Regions from separate parts of the Homo sapiens genome. Here region 1 is linked to region 2. A link is a contact called in ENCODE Hi-C or POLR2A ChIA-PET data. All regions are on one chromosome and are shown on one strand. The core of a region is the stretch at or near the end of the contact, and the rest is flanking DNA. Distances in the headings are between cores, read along the strand shown. Region 1 overlaps CAMK4 (calcium/calmodulin dependent protein kinase IV). Region 2 has its middle 14 kb from the start of EPB41L4A-AS1.

Region 1 (3,406 bases), core at 314-2,813, 890 kb after region 2:
TGTGTAACTCTATGCCATTTTCTCACATGTTGATTAATCTGACCACCAACACAACCAAGATACAAAACTATTACATCCCCACAATAGTATCACTCATGTTCCTCTTTGTGATCACACCCAATTCCACCCCACCATAGCACCACCATACCTAATCCCTGGCAACGACTAATTTGTTCTCTACCTCTATAATTTGGTCATTTTGAAAGTGTTATATAAGCAGAATCACACCTTTTGAGATTGGCTTTTTTCACTAACATATGGCCCTTGAGTCCATCCAAGTTATTTCATGTACCAATCATTTTTTGCTTTTTATTACTGAGTAGCAGCCATGGTATGGATGTAAGACAGGATCATTTTTGTGAGATATCCAGTTGAATTCTGTGATCGATTAGTCTATATCAAAATACATACAGCTATATATATGTGTGTGTGTATGCATTCTAAATATAAGGAAACTGACCTTGGGGAAATGTTTTTAATCTTTACATCATTAGCCTTAAAAACAGTTAATTTCCAATAACACTATTGATTCAACCCATTACTCACATATCCAAAAATACACTGGGAGAAGTTGGCATTTTAAGCGGTATAAAACAGTGGTGAGCAGGAAATGGGCATTTAATTAGAACATCATCAGAGACTCCAAATAGCCATAAAATGATGATACAATGAATCCATAAATGCAAAGCTTCTGAGACTACAAAGACAAATAATGGAGGCTTTGCAAGAATGGTCTGGGGCTTCGGGTATGCAAACACACAATTCAGCTGCTGTTTCCATTCCCGAGACAGGCTCAGCTAAGGTTGTGACAAAATCATGACTCTAAAAGTCAGCAATAAAGATCTTAGGGAACTTTAGATCATGGCTTTTTTAAAGCTTCACTGAATTTACACAAACTCTGACCTAGCTGAAGTTGTCAGCAAAGATAAACAGTTCGGTAAACTCTACAAAGAAATGTACAGAAAAATCAGAAAATCAGCCTACTACACACAAAAATAAACTTGCTGGGCATGAATCCAAGAAAACCCACTCAGATTATCATAAAGATCACTGAAAACACTTTCTGTTTGTAAGGAGAAATATAATTGCTTGATACTTGGGAAGAGTTTTTCCATTCATAGCTCACCAAAGTGAGCAGATCCAATGGAAGTGATGATGGCACAGGATGGGCAGACCAAAGTTATTTATAAGGCTCAGGAACCAGGGCTTCATGGCCATCAACAGTAGTTCAGACAACATGCAACTACAAAATTAGACCTTCAAACAATGTCCATCAGAAATGTACTTCAATTACACCAGGGAATTTTGATACACAGCCCAGTTTAAACACCACATAAAACCATTCTTTTTTTTTTTTAAGTACTAAGTAAAAGTTGGACAAAGTATAGCTTTAGGAGTACTGGGATTTTGTTGGGTTCTTTTTTCATCAATGAGCTCACTGTGATGCTACTGCCATGAGGTGCTTCACATTTCCCCCCAGCATCTGATGTGGGCCTCATCACAGTATTTGCACAGACTACAGAAACAGCTCCTCCAAACCACAAAAGTCCCCAGGGAAATCCCGAGAACCTGACTGCAGTACCCTTTTTACCCAATGATCCACACATACTTGGCTAGTTTCATTTTTATCACCATCACTCACAGAAAGGCAGGTGCCTAATGATGTAGAGCGGTGTGCATGATGCATTGATGGGGGATTAGCAGAAACAACTCCTTCGCCTGGGGGAGCTGGCAATCAGGTGGAAATGTACATACTCAGGAGTAGATGGGATGTGCAGGAAGATTTCTGTGAATGCTGAGAGAAACTGACCCCTTGGTTCTTCAGTTTCCTTCTCAATATGTTAATTTCTTCACATTCTGCATGAACATCATCTCTGACACACTTTAAAACTTGTATTTTGATATTAATATTAGTTTCTGGCATTACAGAGTGTGAAGGCATTAAATGAGGTTAGCAGGTCTGTTCCCTGTGTTTTACAAGGGTGTCAACCCTCTCCACCTCCAGGAAGGGATTCTGTGCAGACATCTGGGATCATCTCACAGCGCACACTGCCATGGCCACGTGGCAGCAATCTCTGCCAGCCTCCCAGAGGGTCTTGTCCACAGTGACTTCCCTTTGGGTGTCAGTGCCCCCTACCCTAAATTCATTTCCTGTCAGTTTCTGTCTTTGTAACAAACTTATAGACATTAATGAAGCAGGAGCAGAGCTGGTTATACCCTAGAAGGCAGAACAAAGGCCCTTGCCCTCAAGTTCCAAAACAGACCTTTTAAGAGTAAAATTTGAGTCACTTCCACATCCATGTGCGGGAATAATCAAGACAATGATAATTTATTCTGAGCTTCTATTTTTCATAAACCAGATTCAATATTCAGATCTTAAACTATGGTAGTTTTACCAGAGTTTTATTTCTGCACACAAAAAGATTTCTGAAATGCTTTTTCCAGGTGAAAAGAAAATGCTTATATATAACATTACAGATAATTTATAATTTAAATAATTGAAATTTATTTGGGAATGGTTTAAATAGTGAGTTGACTTGTCATTATGTAACCAAATGAAGCTGATAATGACAGTCTTATCTCAGATGAAGAAATATCCATGTGCATATATGAATATCAAATTAGAAAATTAAAATGGAAATTTTTGTCTCACTTACTATTGAAAAATGAAAGAAAAGCCTGTATATAATATACTCAATAACCTCTCAGTAGCTAATCTTTTCTGTTTTTCACAAAATGGAATAAAGTCAACATCATAAAATTGTAGCTAAGCATTTTAGCAAATGCACCATGTACATTTGTTCATTTCTGTTCTCTTCAAAAAATTGTCTTTCATTTTTCTCAACATGGAAGCTGTCAGCTATTTTGATATGGCATGGTGCTTCTCTTTCTGCTTCTTTTTAAATGAAAAGTAAGAAACAGAACATAAAACAGTATTGGAGTTCCCCAGGTGACATGACTGAGAAAACCAAATGCTGACCATCTGTTGCAGCAGAACAGCCCAACCCTGTCCGGAACTGGAAATGTCTCTCCTCCCAGGTTCCGGGGCAAGCAGGGCAGCCGGCACCTGCTGCTGGCTTGAGAGGTCTGCCTAGAAAAGCACCATCAGCACACAGCTCTGAGTCTTCTCCATGGGCAGCTGCCAGAACCCGAAGGTCCTTTTAGAGGAAGATGAAAGGCAAAAATGATGGGACAGGAAAGGTGCACTAAATTACCATCCATGCAGACATTTGTCAAATTAACCCACCTCCACATCAAAAACTAAGCCATTACCAATGAGAACATAAATGTGTGTATGTACATGTGTCTGTGTTGCTCCAGTTATTTAATCAGCGGAAGCCAAGTAACCTACAAGAAACAAGTTCTCTGTAGATAAGAAAGCAAGTTTGACAAAAATAAGAAAGCA
Region 2 (3,704 bases), core at 537-3,036:
CTTTTGTATAGTAATACTACTAAACTATATTATTATATTATATAGTAATACTATTATATTATTATATTATATAGTAATACTATTATATTATTATATTATATAGTAATACTATTATATTATTATATTATATAGTAATACTATTATATTATAGTAATACTATTTAACTCCCAATTTTCTGGTGTTTGCGTTTATTTTTTAATTTATTTTTGTTTTTTCACTCTGTCACCCAGGCTGGAGTGCAGTGGCACCATCTCAGCTCACTGCAGCCTCCACCTCCTGGGTTCATGCAATTCTCCTGCCTCAGCTTCCCAAGTAGCTGGGACTAAAGTCATGTGCCATTTTGCCCAGCTAATTTTTGTATTTTTAGTAGAGACAAGGTTTCACCACGTTGGCCAGGCTGGTCTCAAATGCTGTAATGCTGGCATTACAGGCGTGAGCCACCGCGCTAGGCCTGTTTTTATCAAAAGCCAGGTAGGCCTATATTTGGAAAGGCCTTGTCTTTTTCATTCATTTTTTTCTTATTTTGGGGGTGTAATTACCCTTAAATTTTTTTCTCTTATGGAATTTTCATTATGGATTTGCTAATCTTTTTTTTTTTTTTCTTGAGACAGAGTCTCGTTCTGTTGCCCAGGCTGGAGTGCAGTGGTGCAGTCTTGGCTTACTGCAGCCTTTGCCTCCCGGGTTCGTGATTCTACTGCCTCAGCCTCCCAAGTAGCTGAGACCACAGGCACATGCCACCACACCCGGCTAATTTTTGTACTTTTAGTAGAGAAGGGGTTTCACTATGTTGGCCAGGCTGGTCTCGAACTCCTGACCTCAGGTGATCCGCCTGCCTCGGCCTCCCAAAGTGCTGGGATTACAGGCGTGAGTCACCGCACCCGGCTCAGATTTGCTAATCTTTATGCTAAATGTGTTCACATAAAAATGATGTGATTAAATAAGGTGTGGTTTGTCTTAATTTGATAACACAGATTTTATGTAAAATCTCTTCTCCACCACCATTTTATAGATCGTACTTGAAGTGCTGACTTGTCAATGACAGAGATACTGAATAGACTGCTAAATGAATACTAATTCAAGACATTCCTGGGTCTGATGTTACTACATGTAGAAAACCACCAGGTGGCAGTACAAGCCAAGCACAAAACCCACACTAATTTAGAGCAGCACATTACACTTTACACATTACAGGATTACACTTTAATTGGAATAAATGAACAACTGAATAGTCATATTGGAGTAGAATCACCACATTTTCCAGGTGTTTTAAACCTGGTTTTTATATTTTTCATACTTGTTTTTCCAAGGTGAGGCTTTTCTTTAAATAAAAGTCTCGTCTAATTAATAGAAAAGACCTGTTAAGGTTACATCTTATGCATTCCAATTCAGACAAGTATGAAACATCTTTGAGTGGTAAGATTCCTGTACTGCAGACTCTATGTTCTAAGCTAACCAGGAGGATAAAGCTGGTGCTTCAGTCTGCAGCCAGCTTGCCAGTAGCAACGAGGGTTAAATTATTAATAGACCTTTCTTCTGTGGTTAGGCAGCTCGACTGGTCTTAATTTTTTTTTAAGTCAGGTATGATTTGGTTGCTGTGCTTAGTCACACATCTGGAAATAAATAGTTGCTAGACAAAAATAAATTTTTTATATTTTTATGACTAAATATATGTGGCATGTGTTTCATGTCCACACATTGCCAAGGATATTTTTAGAAAAATCTGTTTCCGTCAGTAACCTTGCTGTTAGCTTGATGGTGCAAGAGTCTTTGGGGAGCGCAAACAGCGTTGGAAGATCCTCTGCTCCTGTGGGACACAGAATTACTCAAACAGCACTAAACACAAAACCTGGGTTTCTAATGAGTGGGCTGTTCATGTATTAATGTTAGTATTTGGTTTTAGCCACTGAAAGAGAATTGCAGCTGTTCCATTAGAGATCTGAAGTCTGTCAAATGGGTGAGTTATATTTCTGAACTTGAAATTGAGAATATGAAACCTTCCCAGAAATCATGGTGAGCCCAAGAATGGCTGAAAGGCAGAAGTTTGAGGATCGCGATGCTTGACATTTCTAAAAAGGGGGAGTAGTAATTTCAATAAACTTTGGTCTACAATAGTGAATGTGGTCTCGATTCTGTAAGACCCTATCAGATGAATGGGTGAGTAGTCCCTAGAGGCAGTAGCACCTACTTCATGAGAAGCCAGATTGGGTTTGACACTTGTCACAGCAAACTTTTTTCTTTAACAGGGTGTCCAGACCTCCAGACCTAGAAAGGGCAGAGAACTTGGAAATCTGAGTTTGAACAAGGCACTTCAGAAGGTCTCTCATAATACACTTCTGGATGAAGTGATATTGGGGCTGGGATGTAAGTGTAATTATGTATATTGATAATTGTCTCAATAGCTATTTAATAGATTGATATCAAATGGAGGAATGTGTCTAGGGTTGTTCTTGGCCTTTTTCTTTAATTCTTTTTACAGTGATTTGGTTGAGGATGTTGTATGCACGTTTATCAAATTTGGGATGATGTGAAATTAAATAGAATAAATTAAATGGTCAAATCAAGATCCTAAGTCTTAGGCTGGTTAAACTTGGTAGTATAGCAAGAATTGTTTTAAAGAGACTACATGTAAAGGCCACTACATGTGTCCTAAAGTCAATAGCATGTATACAGGATAAGTAGCTGTGACAAATCTGAAGAAGACAGGAAATGTAGTTGGCAGTGAAGATAGTATAAATCAGTTGTGTACAATGGCTGTCAGCAGAGTTAACTTATTTTTATTTATTTATTTTGATTCATAAAAATACAAAATCTCCATCTCAAATAGCATTCATTTAGCAGTTTCTTCAGTATCTCTGTCATTGACAAGTCAGCACTTCAAGTAAGATCTCTAAAATGGTGGTGCAGAAGAGATTTTACATAAAATCTCCGTTATCAAATTAAGATGAACCACACTTTATATAACCTCACTCTGTTGCCCAGGCTGGAGTGCAGCAATGTGATCTTGGCTCACTGCAACCTCCACCTCCCAGGTTCAAGTGATTCTCCCACCTCAGCCTCCCAAGTAGCTGGGATTACAGGTTTGTGCCACCACGCCTGGCTAATTTTTGTATTTTTAGTAGGGACAGGGTTTCGCCATGTTGGCCAGGCTGGTCTCAAACTCCTGACCTCAAGTGATACGCCCACCTCGGCCTCCCAAAGTGCCGGGATTACAAGCATGAGTCACCACCACGCACAGCCAGAATTAACTTACTTTTTTTAAACAAAGTTAATGTTAACTTAGGTTTCATTGATTAAAAAGTGTGGCATGGCAAAGGAGTGAGGGGATCCCCTCCCTCTTCTCCTGCAGGCTGGACTACCCTCTTTTCAATTCTAGGTGCTATAACCTCAAGTGGGGCATGGGCACAAGATTACATATTCATACATGTGACATTTATGTCACACATTCAACTATAACAGCAGTAGCAACAATTGCAACACCCATGGCCCCAATGTCTATCACCTGGGATGTCATTGCTACTTTCACCCAATTTAGATATAAATGACCTCTAGGTTTTCTTCTATCTCTACAATCCTACGATCCAGCTCACAAAAGATATCATCTTTGAGGATTAGGTGTAAATTCAGCCATGGCCAGTAAAGCCTCTAAAATCTCTGTATCCAACCAAGACCAGGCGCGGTGGCTCATACTTGTAATCCCATCAGTT

The links. A loop is a pair of places that touch in the nucleus more often than their neighbours do. ChIA-PET counts read pairs that join two places held with the same protein, here RNA polymerase II (POLR2A). Pooled maps may share reads with other maps.
Region 1: a loop to region 2 is called in a pooled map, with 3 times the contacts of the local background. The contact joins two enhancer-like sites. A Hi-C loop is called at or near these places in 1 of 37 single-sample maps with no recorded cell type and 5 of 50 pooled maps. POLR2A ChIA-PET finds 5 or more read pairs at or near these places in 1 of 52 experiments (activated naive CD4-positive, alpha-beta T cell).

The regions. Positions count from the first base shown.
Region 1 is chr5:111,253,013-111,256,418 of GRCh38, reverse strand. The region is part of intron 1 of CAMK4 (calcium/calmodulin dependent protein kinase IV); the gene reads right to left. Among named protein-coding and RNA genes, the nearest start is that of CAMK4, 30 kb to the right of the region's middle. RefSeq lists enhancers at 1,231-1,280, 1,441-1,710, 1,931-2,020, 2,829-2,918, 3,059-3,108 and 1 more. Within about 2 kb of position 1,563, at least 3 of the 41 ENCODE cell types and tissues checked have a DNase peak (open chromatin) inside an H3K27ac peak, as active enhancers do.
Region 2 is chr5:112,144,538-112,148,241 of GRCh38, reverse strand. It overlaps a transcript of EPB41L4A not described here. Among named protein-coding and RNA genes, the nearest start is that of EPB41L4A-AS1, 14 kb to the left of the region's middle. Within about 2 kb of position 1,786, at least 5 of the 41 ENCODE cell types and tissues checked have a DNase peak (open chromatin) inside an H3K27ac peak, as active enhancers do.